Linked DNA regions of Homo sapiens: region 2 is linked to region 1. Evidence: read pairs that join two places in POLR2A ChIA-PET (ENCODE). Cell type or tissue: A673. All regions are shown on one strand. Links, peaks and the distances in the headings refer to the core of each region. The heading gives the core; the rest is flanking DNA.

Region 1 (6,500 bases), core at 4,001-6,500:
TGGGTGCCTGGTTACCATGGGCAACAAAGCTCTATTCATGGGTGTGGTGAATGCATTGCCCACAGCAACTCAGGGCGGATGAGGAGTTTCCCAGCAGCCCCTGGTGCCCTTTCGGCTGAAGCCCTAACAACTGTGGGAAAATCCAAGTTCCAGCAGACCCCCTGAGCCCTCTGCCTTAGGACCCTCCTTCTAGGTGGTTCTCTGAGCCTGGCCTGAGCTGGAGGAGGGAGTGGCCAGTGCTGCAGCAGAGGCTGCTTCATAGTAATTGCAGCCAACAGTTATTGACTAGGCACTGTTCTGAGGGGTTTAGATGTGGTAACTGATTGAATTCGCCTAACAACTTTATGAGGTAAGTCCTATTGTTAGCCCATTTTGTAGATGAGGAGACTGAGTTTGAAACTGGGGGGTGTAATGGAACCTTCTCAGGACCCTTGAAGGGTAGGGCCTTTGTACTCGGGCCACGAGGGTGGGGTTTGTGTCTGGGTGGGAGCTGGGGAGGGACAGGACTAGGATTAGGCAGATCTGAGGCCACAGGAGTTGGTTGGGGGGTGGCTCCAGAGCCACTCCACTCCCTCCTACCACATTGACTGCCTTGAAAGTCCCCTAATGGCCACTCCCATGAAGTGTGACTGCTCTGGGCTCCCCGCAGGCGTTTTCTGCAAGGCCACCGCCCACCCAGGCCCCTTCCCCAGAGGGGCTGCAGTGCCTTGCTCCTTCCTTGTGGGAAGAGTTGGGATTGTCTGGCGTCAGCAGGATACTGCCCCTGGGCATCCCTCCCGGTCTCTTCCTGCGGGTTTCTGATGAAACAGCCAGGCTCCAGTAGTGGAGCCAGAGGTCAGTGGTGGAGAGAGGACCAGGAGCCAGAGGGTATAGCTGCTTTGGGGCTACTGTGGGGTCAGGGACACTTGTGAGGCCAAGCGTCCTGGCTGCAGGAGCCCTCACATATATGCCCACCCTTCACCAGGACATTGAGGGGTGCTGGGGGACAGGGGTAGCTTTTTGGGGGTGTCTGCCTTCGACTTGGGCTCCGCTACACAGGCCAAATTTGGATGTCCCATGTTTAGAGCTGTGTTTCTTTGGGACCTCTTGGGGCCTCAGTTTCCTCATCTGTAAAATGGGATACTGATAGTGCTTCCCCACTGGCCTCCTCTGACGGGCGCCAGGGAGAGGATGGGACGGAGCATGGTGTGCTGGGCACGCTCCTGCTGTACCCACCCACCTGGGAGAGGGGAGAGGCAGGAATGTCCTGGGGGTGTCCTTTGAGGCATAGCCCTGTCACCCCAACATCCTACAAAGGCATGAGAAGGCAGCGAGGACAGACCCCGACCACCTGAGCCCTCAGCAGCCCTGCCACACTCCCTGCTTCACCCCCTTCCTGACTGATCTGGCACATTCTTGATTCTCCTAGGGAGTGACCCAAAATCCCTCCCTGCCCTGCTGTGTCTCTGGGGTGGAAGGAGGCTGCCAGCCCCTCCTCTCTCCCAGCCTCAGGCTTGGCCAGGACTTAACAGGCAGGCAGAGAAGCAGCTTCTCCACTCTCTTCCCTGACACCTGTAGGCCCCTCCTGCAGGCACTTACCTCTAAGTGGACTCTCAGGAGGAGGCTCATCAGGGCTGCAGGGCTCAGAAAGAGCTGGGCTGTGGAGCTCTTGCCAACCGCCAGGCCCCTTCTAAGTGCTTTAGCGCCACCGACTGCATCCTCCCAGCAGCCTTGTGAGATGGGGATTTGTGGTTCCCAGTTTACTGATGAGAAATACTGATGAGAGATGGGTGTGGTCTTGTCTGGGGCTCCCTGGCTCCTGGATAGCAGCTCAGGTTCCATCCTGGGCAGGCTGGCTCTGGGACACCCCCCCGACCAGCTGCTGTGTGGGATTCACGGTGGGGCTTGGGCAGGGCGTGGGATCTTGGGGCCAACTGAGCCACTCTAGGCTTCCAGGGACCAAGGCCAGGCTGAGCTGTCTCTGTATCCTGAGAGAGCATGAACATCACAGAAGATGGGCCCGGGTTCGAATCCCAGCTCTGCCACTACTAACTGGGACCTGGGCAGGTGTCCCTTCCCGCTGAGCCTTCATTTCCTCACCAGCAAAATGGTTCGTGCCCCTGCTTTGGGGGCTGTGGAGGGTTGGCTCTTGTCTACTTGTTCATACCTGCTGTTGAGCAGCTGCTCTGTGCCGGCCTCTGAGGATGCCACTGTGAACAGAGCCTGTCGCTACCTCCAGGAGCTTGTGTTTAGGGGTGCCGTTTTGATTCCAGCACTTTCACCCAGCTCTGCTCCGGTACCCGATGAGAGACGTCGAGTGCCGCTTTCCACTCGCTTGGGTGCGTGTGGGGGTTGGGGGGACAGGGCTTTGTGCACGTACCCCTGGGTGGATGTTCCTGGGTGCACTTAGGGTGTGTGAGGGTGGGACCTCCCACAGTTCCCTGAGGCTCCACTGATGAGGTCCAAGAACCGCCTTCCTGCCCCCCAGCCCAGGCTCCCAGCAGCTGGGCCCTTGGCTTCTTGAGATAGTGACTGGCCTCACGGCAAGGACCCCCGCACACCACCTAGGAGAACTGCTGCTTCCCCTCTGTTCCAGGAGTGGCGACAAGCACAGTTTTTCGCTTTTGTTTTTGTTTTCTTCACTTTAAGTTCCGGGAAACGTGCAGAATGTGCAGGTTTGTTACATAGGTATACATGTGCCATGGTGGTTTGCTGCACCCGTCAACCCCTCATCTAGGTTTTAAGCTCCATATACATTAGGCATTTGTCCTAATGCTCTCCCTCCCCTTGCCCCTCACCCGCCCAGTAAGCCCCGGTGTGTGATGTTCCCTTCCCTGTGTCCATGTGTTCTCATTGTTCAACTCTCACTTATGAGTGAGAAGAGACCTGGACTCTGATCTAACCTCGGTCAAATGGAACTGTGTGACCTTGAAGAAGTAGCTTAACCTCTCTGAGTCTTAGCTTCTGCCTGGCACCCCCATCCTTAAGGAGAGGCCCACAGAGGACCAGGTCACATGACCTCAGCCAGTTCCAGAGAAGGCTGTTTGCTTCCAGGTTTCGGCCTGAGTCCAGGCCCCTGCCCTACTCGCACTCCCTGATAGCATGAGAAGCACAGCCCCAGGGTGCCCACCCAGCTCTGAGAGCCCAGCCTGCTTCCCAGGGAACTGTCACAGCCCCACCTGTCCCTTCCCCAGCTGGAGCCCTGTCAATGGCTTTGGGGTTCTCTGACACAGCCCTGAGGGGGCTCACACTTCCCCTTATCATTGCAAGGGGTAGATCTGGCTTGAAGGCCCTGGGGCAGGCTTGGTTCTGTCCTCCCCTGTCAGTGCCTCGACAGGGCTGGCCTGGGTGAATCAGGACCAACGGGAAAGGAGGCGAGGAGACCAATCTGGACCCAAGATCCTCAGCTCAATAAGGTGGCCCCAGAACTGACATGGGGTGATAGAGGGAAGGGCTGGGAGGGAGGAGATTCTGGGGCCGCAGCCACAGCTTGCACGTTGCGCCGGGTGTGTCTGTGCGTGCCAGCTGCATCTTTGCGTACCATGTGTGCAAGGCTGTGTTTGGCTGAGTGTTCATGTGGGCCGTGATTGTGGGCATGTTTCTGAGTGTCTGAGTGATGCCTGCTGGTGTGGGCTGGTGGGTGTGTCTGCATGTGCGTGTGTGTCTGGGGAGTTTCAAAGGAGAAAGAGGGACTCACCATCACGCTGGCTCAGCCTTAAAAAGGTAGGACATCCTGACACGTGCTGCAACATGGATGGACCTTAAGGACATTGTGCTGAGTGAAACAAGCCAGAGGCAAAGGAACAAACATGTGATTTCTCCCAGATGAGGTTTCCGGAGGAGGCAGATCTGTATGGACAGAAGGTAGCATGGTGGTTGCCGGGGCAGGGGGAGGAGAGAATGGAGAATTAGTGTTTAATGGGGACAGAGTTTCAGTTGGGGAAGGTGAAAAGGTTCTGGAGCTGGATGATGGTGATGGTTGGACAACACTGTGCATGCACTTAATACCACTGAGCTGGACACCTAAAAATGCTTACAATGGTAAATTTCATGTATATTTTACTACAATTTTTAAAAAATTGGCTGGGCGTGGTGGCTTATGCCTGTAATCCCAACACTTTGGGAGGCCAAGGCGGGAGGATTGCTTGAGCTCAGGAGTTCAACACCAGCCTGGGCAATATGGTGAAACCCCGACTCTACGAAATATACAAAAATTAGCCTGGTGTGGTGGCTTGCACCTCTAATCCCACCTACTCAGTAGGCTAAGGCACAAGAATCTCTTGAACCTGGGAGGTGGAGGTTGCAGTAAGCCGAGATCATGCCACTGCAACCCAGTCTGGGCGACAGAGCAAGACTCTGTCTCAAAAAATAAAAGATAAATAAAAAAATTAGAGGCCAGGTGTGGCTCACACCTGTACTCTCAACACTTTGGGAGGCTGAGGTGGGAGGATCGCTTGAAGTCAGGCATTTAAGACATGCCTAGGCAACATAGTGAGACCTTGACTCTACAAAAAAATTCAAAAGTTAATGAGACATGGTGGCATGTGCCTGTAGTCCTAGCTGCTGGGGAGGCTGAGGTGGGAGGATCACTTACGACCAGGATTTCAAGGCTGCAGTGAGCTGTGATTGCATCACTGCACTCCAGCCTGGTGACAGAGTGAGGCCCTGTCTCAAAAAAATTTTTCAGTGTTTTTCTGGGCTGGGCGTGGTGGCTCATTCCTGTAATTCCAGCACTTTGGGAGGCTGAGGTGGGTGGATTGCTTGAGCCCAGGAGTTTAAGACCAGCTGGGCAACATGGCAAACCTCATCTCTACAAAAAATAAAAATAAAAAATTAGCTGGGCATGGTGGTGCACACCTGTACTAACAGCTACGAGAGAGGCTAAGGTGGGAGGATCACCTGAGCCCGGGAGGTTGAGGCTGCAGTGAGCCATGATTGCACCACTGCACTCTAGCCTGGGCGATACAGCAAGACCCTATCTCAAAAAAAAAAAAAAAAAAAAAAAAAAAAAACACCCAGTGGGGTCAGTAGAACCCCAAGAGTCTTCTTCCCTCCCAGCTCCCCTGTACACCAGCCCCAGCTCTGCAGGTAGCTGGGGGCCCAGACAGCTTCCTGGGGACCCCCAGCCTTCCCTCTGCCCTTTTTTCTACCAGTTTTGCTGCCCCTCCTTCAAGACTCATGTCCAGAGGGGGTGAGATCTGCACTTATACAGCCCCCTCCTCTGTAATGAGTGAGCCAAGTCAGCCCAGGTTATTCCAGAAGGGGCACCCTACCAGCCCCCCAGTCCCCAAGCTGCCCTGGGCCTATAAAAGCAGGCAAGGGGACCCCTAGTAGATCATGTAGGTGTTACCTCTTAGTGGGTGCTGGAGGGGCCTGAAGTGCTTTCTTCCCCCAGGGTGGTAGGAGAATGTCCTGGCAGTGACTTCAGGGCCCGCTGTCACTTCCGTTTTAAGACTCACCAGCTGGTAGGCTCATTAGCAAGAGGACAATAGGAGGCCCCTGTCCTCAGTCAGCTTTCTTCAAAGGTGTTTCCTTTAGCAACTGGGAGGCCTCCCTTCTCCAGACCCATGGGGACAACACCACCCAGCTACTGGTTCTATAAGCTGCTGTATGGCTCTGGCTAGCCCATTCAGAGAAAGCCTCTGAAAGTACAAGGAAAAAAATCAGTCCAAGAGCTGTGAACAATTAGTGAGCCGATTACAATACCAAGACCACAGGCAGACCTGGAAGGCTAAGTGAGCCCAGGTGTGAAGTTCAAGCTTACTTTACTTCTGGGCCACTTCCTGGCTGGTCTCTTTCCCTGGCCCTTATCTTTCTCCTGGTCTGTCTTCTCTTCTCACCCCCTTTCTTTACTCTTTCTTCCTTCTCCTGCATCGTACTCCACCCCCACTCCAGCTATTACACAGAATCGCGAGAATGTTGGATTATTCATTTTATTTATGATGTTTTCTTTTTTGTAAAAATAGAGACAAGGTCTCACTATGTGGCCCAGGCTGGTCTTGAACTCCTGGCCTCAAGCAATCCTCGTGCCTTGGCCTCTTACAGTGCTGGGATTACAGATGTGAGCCACCATGCCTGGCCCATTTTATTTACTTTAAAAAAAAAATTAGGCTGGGCGCGGTGGCTCACACCTATAATTCCAGCACTTTGGGAGGCCAAGGTGGGCAGATCAACTGAGGTCAGGAGTTAAAGACCAGCTTGGCCACCTGGGGTCAGGAGTTTGAGACCAGCTACTCCGGAGGCTGAGACCGGAGAATTGCTTGAACCCAGGAGGTAGAGGTTGCAATGAACTGAGATCATGCCATTGCATGCCAGCCTGGGCAACAGAGCAAGACTGTCTCAAAAAAAAAAAAAATTATGTTTTGTGCTCCTGCTTCCTGCTTTGTAAGTCAAATCAGTTTAACTGTTCAAGTGTCTTCCTTGCAAACCCCCAAGGACTCAATGTGTGTCGCCCTTGACTGATCCCCCCGCCCCGTGACCCAGTGGTCCTCAGTTCCAGGTTTTCCCACCTACCCTTCACC
Region 2 (10,500 bases), core at 4,935-7,434, 190 kb after region 1:
GTCTTTCTGAGGGTGCATAGCATGTCCTGCTTTCTCTGCTCTGCTGTGCACCACAGTTGAGCGTGCTCTGCAGGCGGTCTGCATGCCTCTGTGCCCTTGCACAGTCTGTTCTCTTTGCCCAAAAGGCCTTTTCCAATCCTGCTCCCCTGGGAACTCCTCAGTGTTCCAAAGCTCAGCCTAAACACAACCTCCTCTGTGAAGCTGCCAGGGCCCGCCAACCCCCAAGGGCAGACCTAATCAGTGCCCCCTCCATTCCGGGCTCCCCACTGGGCTGGGAGCTCCAGGAGGGCAGGGCTACACTCTGCATCTCTGTGTCCTTGGCACCCAGCACCACGCCTGGTGCCTAGCAGCTGCTCAAGAAATGTCAGACAAGGCCCCCGGGCCAGCTCCCTTGCTCCTCTCAGATCATGCTGCCGGCACATTTGGCCAAAGAGACTCAGAGATGGCATGTGGGAAGCAGGGTAAGAGTGAGCTTCCCCAGGGAAGCAGGTGGGGTACGAGGTTTCCTTTCCTTTGGAAACTGTCCGTGCTACGTGCACCAAGCTTCACCCACTATCAGAAGTGGCTCTGGAGGCTTGCAGGCTGCCTCCCCATCTCCAAAAGCAGAAACCAAAGTTAGCAGGGGGGTGAGCAAAGGAAAGGGAAGTGCACCGGAACTGCAGAGAGAAAGGCAGTTGTGGCTGCCATCTGCTGTGAGCAAGATGTTTGGAGAACATGCGCTCCTCATTCTGAGGTCTCCCAGCCAACTTGCAGAGAGCTGGGCCGCCCCTCTGCAGATGGGAGCCTGCAGCTCAGCCAAGCTGCAGAGGCACCACAGGAGAGATGTCAGGGACCCTGCCTGCCTGCCCTGACCCTCTGGCTGGCCCAGTCTGACCTTCTGATTCTTGAGCAGACTGGGGGCCAGGATGCCAGCCCAGGACAAGAGTCACACTGCCTTTTCCAGGGAGCCCCCAACAGGCTCTGAGAAGGCAACTCCACAATAAGGCTGATGATAATGTAAACATAAGGGTGATAAGGGCAGTAGTACCAGCCATTGCTCACTGAGAGCCCAACTAGCTGCCAGAAGACCTGGTACTGGGAACTTCCAGTCATTATCTCACTTTGCCCCATGACTCCCAGGGGAGGAGGAAATGGAGGGTCCAAGAAAGGGCCCTGGCACTGCTCCTCACTGCAGAGACACCTGGCTACCCAGGGCCATCACAGGAGGAAATTAGCTGGGCATGGCAGGGCATGCCTGTAGTCCCAGCTGCTTGGGAGGCTGAGATGGGAGGATCACTTGAGCCCAGGAATTCGAGGCTGCAGTGAGTGCACTGAGCTATGATTGTACCACGGCACTCCAGGCTGGGTGACAGAGCAAGACCCTGTCTAAAAAATAAAAAAATAATAAAAATAAAAAAAAACAGGAGAATATCTGAGTGGGAAGGAACCTCTGAGCCACTGAGTCACAAATGCTCATTTGAGGGAGGAAGGTGAGGAAGGATGTAGACAGCTGCCCCAGGCCACATCGAGGTCAGCAGCAGGCTGGGAGCAGAACCTGGAACCCTGCCCCACAGCCCAGGCTCCTGGGGCCTTGGTGTGCTCCTGCGCAGGAATGGCTGCTGTCCTCCTGTCCTTGGCACCACCTGGGGCTCAGCCACGTGTGGCCATTCCCCCAAGCAGAGCGATGCATTTCCGAGGACTGAGGTAATGCTGGCCTTGCCTGGAGGGCCCATCTCAGTTTAGGCCAGGCCTTCCCTCGCCCTGGCCCGGCTTCTATGCTCCTGACCACAGCAGCGGGCCAAGCTCAGGAGGCTGGGTAGGGTTGGGCCTACCAACCACATTCCTTTCCAGGGCCACCTTACCCTGGGGCTACCCACAAAGGAATTTGCACAGCCAACAGCCTCATCAGAGTCACTGGAGCTGTCCATGGCACTGGGGCACAGAAACCGCTTCATTTCTCACTGGCCAGGTGAGCAGGTAGGGGGCTGAGAAGTCTGCCTGCCAAGACCGAACCATGCCAGGGTCCTGAATGTCGCCCTGTGCCCTCAGCCCTGGCAGGCCAGTCCCCAGAGGCTACCATCCCCTGCTATGCCATCCCAGGGAGGTCATGGGTGACCTCCCTCCCCTTGGCGATAGGAAGGTGAGGATCTTGGGGCAAACCACCCAGATCCACACCTCCCATCCCACCCCACGCAGCTCTGCTGCCACTGCCCCCACAGGCCAGCTCACAAGCCGCACACTCCACATTTCTGTCTGCTCAGTCCTCCCCCAGCCCCCTACACACGGTAATTGCAACACCTCCACCCCACTGACAGTGCCTGCCGCTGCCTGCTCGCTGCCAAGGAGGCTGGGATGGCCCAAAGATGTGCTTCACGCAAACCTTGCTAGGGGAAGGGACTACAGTTTTCCCCTTTTCTCCAAGGGGTCTTTGGATCCGGGTGCTGACCCCACTTCCTGCCTCTCACAGCTCCCCACCCCACCCCACCCCACCCCCAACCCCGGGTCGCCCAGTCTGTGAAATGCCTCTTACTCTGGGAGGGATGGAGGGAATCAATGGCTTCCCTATTCTCCTGCCTCTCCCACAGGGGAAGGGGAGGGGAGGCATGTGGCCCCTGGAGGGATCTTTCAGGGAGCGCCCCGGCCCCACTGCTCCTCCCCGCTGGGAAGTGGGGGTGGTGTCCTTGACGGACGGACGGCTGGGCGTCAGGTCCACTGGGAGTGGAAGGCAGGCAGCCAGGGTAGTGGGCACCTCCACCCCCACTCTCCCGCTCCCAGGACTCCATGGGAATCGCTGTCACTATCCAGACACCTTCACAGAGAACTCATGCCTAGGCTGAGGCACAGCCAGGCCGAGGGTGAGTCAGCCAGGGAAATCCCGGCACTGGCGCCCACCGCTGGTGACGGTTCCGCTGACACCTACGGAACGGGGTGCCCAGCCCCTCCCGCAGAGGGTGAGAGGAACACCCAGGCTCCCCCACTCTCATTTCCTGCTCCCTGAGAGCAAGCCTGGTGGTGGGGACAGGGAGGAGTCTCAGTGGGGGCGGAGTCCTGGAGCGAGGCCTCCGCAGGCTGCCGTCTTTGGGCCTCTGGTCCCTCACCCTTGAACATCAGCGGGGAAGGAGGTGGGAGAACGGTCACCACAGCCCCTGGGCTCTGGCCCGGAGCCTGTCATCCACACTCTGGGTATCTGGCTTTCCAGGGTCTCACCGGGGCACGCAGGGATGCACACCCTACCTCATTCCTGAAGGGCCCTGCCCCTGCCCTCCTTCCAGGCAAGGCCACTGCTCTGCCTGAGCCCAGCACCCCCACTATATGCTGTCCTGGACCCCAAAAAGGCAAGATAGAGAGCAGACTTAAGCCAGAAGTCAGTACCCTCCCTGGGATGAAAGAGAGAGAGGAGGAGCAAAGAGGAGCCAAGAAGAACAGAAAGCCAGGCACAAAGCCTCCTTACAGCAGGACATTCTGTCCCTGGAGAAGCGCCTGTGGCCAGGTCCCCACAAACTCGCCAGACCAGTTGGCTGGAGCGGGGTGGGAGGCTCAGACCAGGGCCAGAGAGTGGACCTAGGACCTGAAAGCTCCCAGACAAGAAGCTCCCACTGCTCCTCCCCGCTGGGAAGTGGGAGTGGGTTGGACTCAGCAGGCCCTTAGGCAGGAGCTTCTGGGGACATGAACTCGAGGATGCCAAGCCCTATCCTCAAGTAGCTCACAGTGCAGAATAACAAGGAAACCGGGGCGGGTCAGTGAGCACAGAGCTCCGACACTGATGCCTGGACCACTGCTCAGCCCCAGGCAGACAGAGAAAGCTTCCTAGAGGTGCCTGATGGTTGAACAGAAAGAGCGGGGAAAGCAAAGCTGGCTCCCCTCCTCTTGCCCCTCCTCCCACCCGGTTCCCCAGAGCCTGTGGGCAGATGCACCTTGTGCAGGGCCAGATTCCAGCCAGCAGGGAGGCTGGGCACCACTTTAGCTCCCAACCCTGCCTCTCAGTTGCTGGCAAAGGTAGTTTCTGCAGGCTCCCTGGGCTAGGAAAAACACGCTTGCGAGTACACAGAGAGGGCCCGTGGGGCTGCTTCCTGGAATCACCAGAACACAGGTGCTTGGTGCTCCCCAGGCAGAGCCCCTCCACTGGCGGGGAGACGTGCACATGTTTGGGTTTTGCCAGGCCCCCAGCTTTTATCTTCCAGGCTTCCCCTCTCCATGGTTCTTCCTGAAGACCAGGCCTCTCGCTCTTCCCAGGCAGGGAAGTGGGTAATGCGAGCGATCCAGAAACCCAACTATTACTTTGAAAGAAGACTGAAAACATGTGACCGCATGAATCCCATGGGTTTACTTCAATGTCTTTAAAACAAATGACTTGAATGGATTTCTCCCACCCTTCCTCCCCACGGAGCCACTCGATGGAAAACAGCAGCTCAAAGGGCCACAGATTCAGGGCTGCCGGAAATGGGGTATCAGACACAAAGCCTGGCAGGGGGCACTTGAATAAAGGCAGCTTTGGCCAGGAAAGGATGAAAGGCAGACACCTGACAACTGACAGGCAGCCGGCGCAGAGGCACAAAGGGTGCACGTGAGGCCAATGTCAGGTCCAAGCACACCCAGGCACCCCGGCCCTCTGCTATGGGTGGTGGATCGCTCTCATGTCCCAGCATTGGTCTCCCTTCCTCCTGCCACAGCATGGAAGCCTGGCTGTGGGGACAGCAGTGGCCTTGCTCAAGCCCTTGACTGGAGAGCCCTGCCCTGAGCAGCCATTTACGCGCAAACTCACTGGGTAGCTGGAACACACAGGTGAGGTCTTCTTGGGCAGCAAAAATTGCTTAGAAAAAAACAGGCAAGGAAGCAGGACTGAAGACATGTGACAGTCCCCAGAAGTTCAGAGCTGGAGAGGCCCAGGGAACTCAGATGCCACGCCTCCCTGATTCCCCGAATCCTACAGATGAGTACCCTAAGCTCATAGAGGAATGCTGACGTGCCAAGGTCACACAGCTTTGGGCCTCTGCCCCATCCTTGGCTGCCTTCCCAGCCTCATTCATGCAGCCATTACTCTCCGAGCATATCCTATGTGCCTAGACTCTGGAATTTAGATTTAGTCACCTAGGTGATGCCAAACTAAACTTGGCCTCAGAGGTTTGCAAGCTGGGGGCTTCCCACCTCTCAGCTGTCCCCTCCCCACCCTCTCCTCTTATGTAAAATGGGAGGAGTGCTGGGCATCATCAGGGAAGACTCAAAGCAGAGAGGAAGTAAGAAAGCGGGAGAAGCGGTGTGAAGCCCTGGGGATCATCAGCCATACCCTGGAGGTGAGGGAGGCGATGGTGAAAGTCACCCCAGTGGGGGAGTCTGGGCTGCCCCTGGCTGCAGGAGCCTCACCTCAGGCAGGGCAGGTGCACTGTGACCGGGGACCCCAGACCAGACACGCTGACTTATGCATAAGAAAAAGACTTATCTTTGGCCGGGCATGGTGGCTCATGCCTGTAATCCCAGCACTTTGGGAGGCCGAGGGAGGCGGACCACAAGATCAGGAGATCGAGACCAGCCTGGCCAATATGGTGAAACCCGGTCTCCACTAAAAATACAAAAATTAGCTGGGCATGGTGGTGGGCGCCTGTAGTCCCAGCTACTCTGGAGGCTGAGGCAGGAGAATCGCTTAAACCCAGGAGGCAGAGATTGCAGTAAGCCAAGATTGCACCACTGCACTCTGGCCTGGACAACAGAGTAAGACTCCATGTCAAAAAAAAAAAAGAAAGAAAAAGAAAAAGACTTATCTTTTTATTACAAAAATACAAGTTCTCTATAGAAAATAGAAACTAGCTGGGTGCAGTGGCTCATATCTGTAATCCCAGTACTTTGGGAGGCTGGATCACCTGAGGTCCAGGAGTTCGAGACCAGCCTGGCCAACATGGTGAAACCCCGTCTGTACTAAAAATACAAAAATTAGCCAGATGTGGTGGCGGGCACCTACAGTCCCAGATATTTGCGAGGCTAAGGCAGGAGAATGGCTTGAACTGAGAAGGCAGACCGCACCACTGCACTCCAGCCTGGGCAACAGAGTGAGACTCAATCTCACCAAAAAAAAAAAAAATAGAAACCAAAAAGAAGAAAATATAAATCACCCATGATCCCTCTAGGAAAACTATCAACTATTAACATCCTTCTAGTCTTTTTTTTCCTCCATCTAATTGTGGGACCATTCGGCATCTACCATTTTTTTTTTTACTGAACTAAAAGGTGAGCACTTCTCCTTAAACATTTTCCTACCGCCATCTTTCCTCATTATTGTGGAGTAGTCCACATACAAGATGTACGGAAGTTCATTCAACCAACTCTCTACTCGGGGATGTTGGGTTGTTTCCCTCTTCTCGGTGTGAGAAAACCCCACAGCTGGGCCCCAGGCAGAGTGGCTCTGGGGTCCTGGGCTTTGGTGACAGGATCCTGCAGGAACCCGGAACTCCTGACCCCAGCCTGGTGTTCCTTCTCCCCCTGGCAGATGCAAAGGTTTATGCATAAAGGGTGGGAGTGGGGAGCGGGGATTCTGCCCTTCTTCCCATCTCTCAGGCAATGAGTGGTCGCCAGTAACTCTCAAACTTATGCAGACTCCCAGGCCCCGCCCAGCAATTCTGAATCAGTAAGCCCAAGGCAGGGCTCAGGAACCTATATTTTTAGGTTCCAAGTTCTACCATGGCCAACCCCAGGAGACTCTGAGGCTGGAGTTAACCAATCTACACTCAGAAATCCTGCTCTGAAGGATGAGTCCTGGCCAGGACTGCTCAAGTGTGCATAAGCAGAACTTCCAGAGCTGGCTGCAGGCTCCCCTCCCAGCGATTCTGATGTGGAGGAGGGTGGTGGTGAAGGGATGCTGAGATGCTGCATTTCTAACCTGGTCCCAGGTGATGCTGAAGCTGCCGGCTCATGGGCCACGTGGGCACCTGTGCAGGCCCTGGGTTCTGCCTGGACGTACGATCACAGCAGGCTCTAATGCACTGACTATGGGTCAAACACTGCCCTCCAGACTCAAGGTGAGGTGTGCTCCAGGGCCTGCAGCAGCAGCATTATTGGGAGTTGTTAGAAATGCACATCTGGGCCCAGCCAGCCTAAACTGGAATCTGCGTTGGCAAGCTCCCCAGTGATCTGTGTGCCCATCAAAGAAGCACGATGCTGAGTCTGTCACAAGCCAGCATCATCTCATGTCACCTCCTAACACTCCTCAGAGGCCAATTATTCCCTGATTTTACAGGTGGAAACTGCAGCTGAGAGGTGAAAGGACCTGGTTAAGGACTCAAGACTACCCCCAGCAGGAGCTGCAACAGGCAGCCAGACCGTCTGGCCTGAGTTCTCAACCCTACATCCCAACACCCCCTGCGGTTTCCCATTCAATCACCACCAGCACTCCAAGGTGGGTTCACTCCACTTTATGGAGACTCGAGGAGGTCAAATCAACTGCTCCAAAGCGCTCCCTGGAGCATGGTGGAGCCTGCCCCTGTGGCTGTGTTTGTTCCCTCTCAGCCCACTCTGTCTGCGGGCACAGAGCCAGAGCACAGGGCCAGGTTGGGTTGGGGGGGGTCCCACCTCCAAAGGCTGCAGGCTCTGCAGACACAGTTGGAGGCAGGAAGTGGGAACTCGGGCGGAAGAACCAGGAGCTCGATTTGGGCTGAGGATATTCTTTCTTCACAGCCAGACTCAGTTTTGTGTGCCTTTTGAAAGGAGACAGAGAATAGCTGTGCTCAGCCCAATGAGGCCAGCCACTTTCAACCTTCTTGTTGTTGCCATTTCCAATTACAATTTCAGAGGGTTCCTATAATTTATACATCCCAGGATGCACTGCTCCAGCTGCTTTATGATGGGAGTTCATTACACCATTAAGGTTAAACTTTTATAAAGCACTGAGCAGCTGGTGGGCTGGGTGCCCAGCTTTGTTATTGCTGCCGGAAGCCTGCTGAATAGGGTTCACCTGGGGAAGGGAGGGATTAAAGGGGCGAAGAAATGGAGCAGGCAGCTGCTCAGGTGCCCCGAGCCCTCCATTAGGCTGTGTTCTAAACTGCATGGTGTAGCAGGCAGCAAAGAGAACAATCTGGAGTGGCACTGGCAGGGGCGTGTGGGGTGAGAGGAGCCATGCTGTGCGAGCCTGAAAGCCGCCTGCCACGGCCGGCGAGGTACAGGGTCGGTGAAGGTCGGTTGGACAACAGTGGGAGTAACAAGGTGGTGCAAGCCACAGATGGGTCTACATGTGGGGAGCGGCGAGGGCTTCCTGGGAGCGGGGCCTGGCCTTCGCAGCAAGAGGATAGCCAAAGGGGGCCTTCCTTTTGTGGGCGGCTGTTCCTCCCGTGGCTCACAGAATCCCCAAACCCCATGCCAGGTGAGGGGAATGTGCACACCCTGAGAGCAGGGGCCAGACAGACGGAACCTGAGTCCCAGCTACAAACACGCAGCCTCTAACAGATTCCCTCAATTCCCCAAGGAAGCTGAGGTCCTAGACTTGGACCCCTGCTGTGAAACGAGTGCTTCCTCCATGGGTGCCATGGGACTGTCCTGAGCACAGAGCCTAGAGGGGTGAGTGTCTAGAAAATGGAAGCCATCACTGTTCATTGCATTAAATGTGTCCCTACACATAAAGCACTGTGTAGCAGAGAGGACTCACCACATAGCTTTTGCCATTGTGGCTGCTGGTAGAGTGGTAGTGTCCGCTTATGCCAACCCAGGAACTCCCTCAGGACGAAGTGATACCATTATTCCCAGCTCCAGGCACAAGGCTTGGCAAGTAGGTGCTCAATAAATGTCCTTGAATAAATGGGGAGATGGGAGACTACACGTGGCAAAACTATTATCTGCTCCACGGTCTGGCCCCAGTCCCAGCGAAGGTGTCAAAGGAGAAGCAAGTTCTTTTCAAAGGTATGAAACTGAAACAACCCTTAAGAAAAATTCCTTAAGTTCCTAGGGGGAAAGAGACTTGGATACGGCTGGTGTTCTGGCCCTGGGGGTGCACTGGGGCTGACTCTGGCCCTGCAGCCCAGGAGAGTTTGCGGTGCCTGGAAGCTCAGGCCTCAGCTGGGGCTCTGCAGACCCGGTGGGCTGCACTCCCATTGCCCTGGAGAGGCTGCCCAGACCAGAGAGGATGGCATGGAATTCTGTGAGGCCAAGTCATGATCCCCCAACTCTTAGGAGGGCAGCTGAAAGGGCTGAGGGGCTTTGTGCGGGGAGACTCAGAGAATCTGAGGAAGAAACTGGCTTCCCCTAAAGGCCTCAGAGAGGAAAAGTTAGACAAAGAAAAGGCAGTGGATAGAAGCAGTACCAAAAGAGGCCAGGCACAGTGGCTCACTCCTGTAAACCCAGCACTTTGGGAGGCCGAGGTGGATGGATCACGAGGTCAGGAGATCGAGACCATCCTGGCTAACACGGTGAAACCCTGTCTCTACTAAAAATACAAAAAATTAGCCGGGCGTGGTGGCAGGCACCTGTAGTCCCAGCTACTTGGGAGTCTGAGGCAGGAGAATGGCGTGAACCCAGGAGGTAGAGCTTGCAGTGAGCCCAGATCACACCACTGCACTCCAGCCTGGGCAACAGAGCAAGACTCCATCTCAAAAAAAAAAAAAAGATGAGGAAACTGAGGCTCAAACAGGTCAAGTGACTTGCACAAGTAGTAGTGGTCTCATATAAAGCTCTGTCTTTATGCTAAAGCCCATGTCTGAAGGCCTGTGCTATGCTGAATTTAAAGAGGGAGAGAGAATGAATCAGAAGTGGATAATCTTGGAGACCAGGCAGACTCGAGTGGGTGAAGTGGGCAGGTGCTAACTGGGAGGCAGGGCACTGGGAGTTCCCAGCCTCTGCAGATGAGGCTGAAAAGGCCAGGACAGTCCCCTTAGCCACTGGGCCTAGGGCTGCGCAGTGATTCTGCAGCCTGCCCCAAAACTGCAGCGGGGCAGCTGTCCCAGGGCAGTGGAGGAGCTTGGATGAAGTGGGAGTTGGCTAAAGGGCGTGCCAGGGGAGCCTGATGTAATCCCGGCCCGCAGAAGGCGGAAACTTGGGAAGTGAAACAAAACATCCCCTAACAGTAGCCTGGCCACAATTTCCAATGAGCGATGGCAGGCATGCCTTGCCCCCACCCACAAGTCCAAGGGCTCTGCCCTTTTCTTCAGGCCCTGGCAGCACGTGTCATCTTCCCCAGCCCCAGCCCAGCACTGAAATGCGCTCCGAGTAAAGCTGATGAGAAAGCAGAGGATTCCCAGCCAGTGCCCCGGGAGCCTTGCCACTGTGAGGCTGGTGGCCCCGTCGCTTTCCGGAACAGACACAGGGCTCACCTCCTCACAAGGCTTTCCGCATGTGTTGAGGGGTGAGGGGAGGTCTGGGTGGCTGCCTGGCGAGCTATCCTCCTTCCTCCCCACACCCAGCCTGAACTGACCTAGTTAGGCTGCATGTGGGAGATGGGAGAGGAAGCAGGGCCCAGAACCCCCCACGGGCCCCCTGCACTTCCACAAAATCCAGGCGCCCAGAGTGGGAGGGACCGCCTCCAAGGACCCAGGCACTGCTCATCCAGCC

The links. ChIA-PET counts read pairs that join two places held together with the same protein. Peaks named below come from ENCODE experiments on the same cell type or tissue, not always from the same donor. Only the 100,000 strongest peaks of a DNase experiment are listed, where the experiment ranks them.
Region 2: POLR2A ChIA-PET joins it to region 1 with 7 read pairs; 2 of 35 experiments call an interaction of 5 or more read pairs at or near these places.

The regions. Positions count from the first base shown.
Region 1 is chr11:61,880,590-61,887,089 of GRCh38, reverse strand. All of the region lies in intron 1 of FADS3 (fatty acid desaturase 3), which reads left to right. Among named protein-coding and RNA genes, the nearest start is that of MIR6746, 5.6 kb to the right of the region's middle. In A673, for the core only: no CTCF peak of the experiment used is centred there; a DNase peak (open chromatin) is centred at 5,449; H3K27ac peaks cover 1,502 bases.
Region 2 is chr11:61,688,567-61,699,066 of GRCh38, reverse strand. The region is part of intron 1 of DAGLA (diacylglycerol lipase alpha); the gene reads right to left. Among named protein-coding and RNA genes, the nearest start is that of DAGLA, 13 kb to the right of the region's middle. RefSeq lists enhancers at 76-602, 603-1,128, 2,776-3,070, 2,710-3,236, 3,237-3,763 and 3 more. In A673, for the core only: no CTCF peak of the experiment used is centred there; no DNase peak of the experiment used is centred there.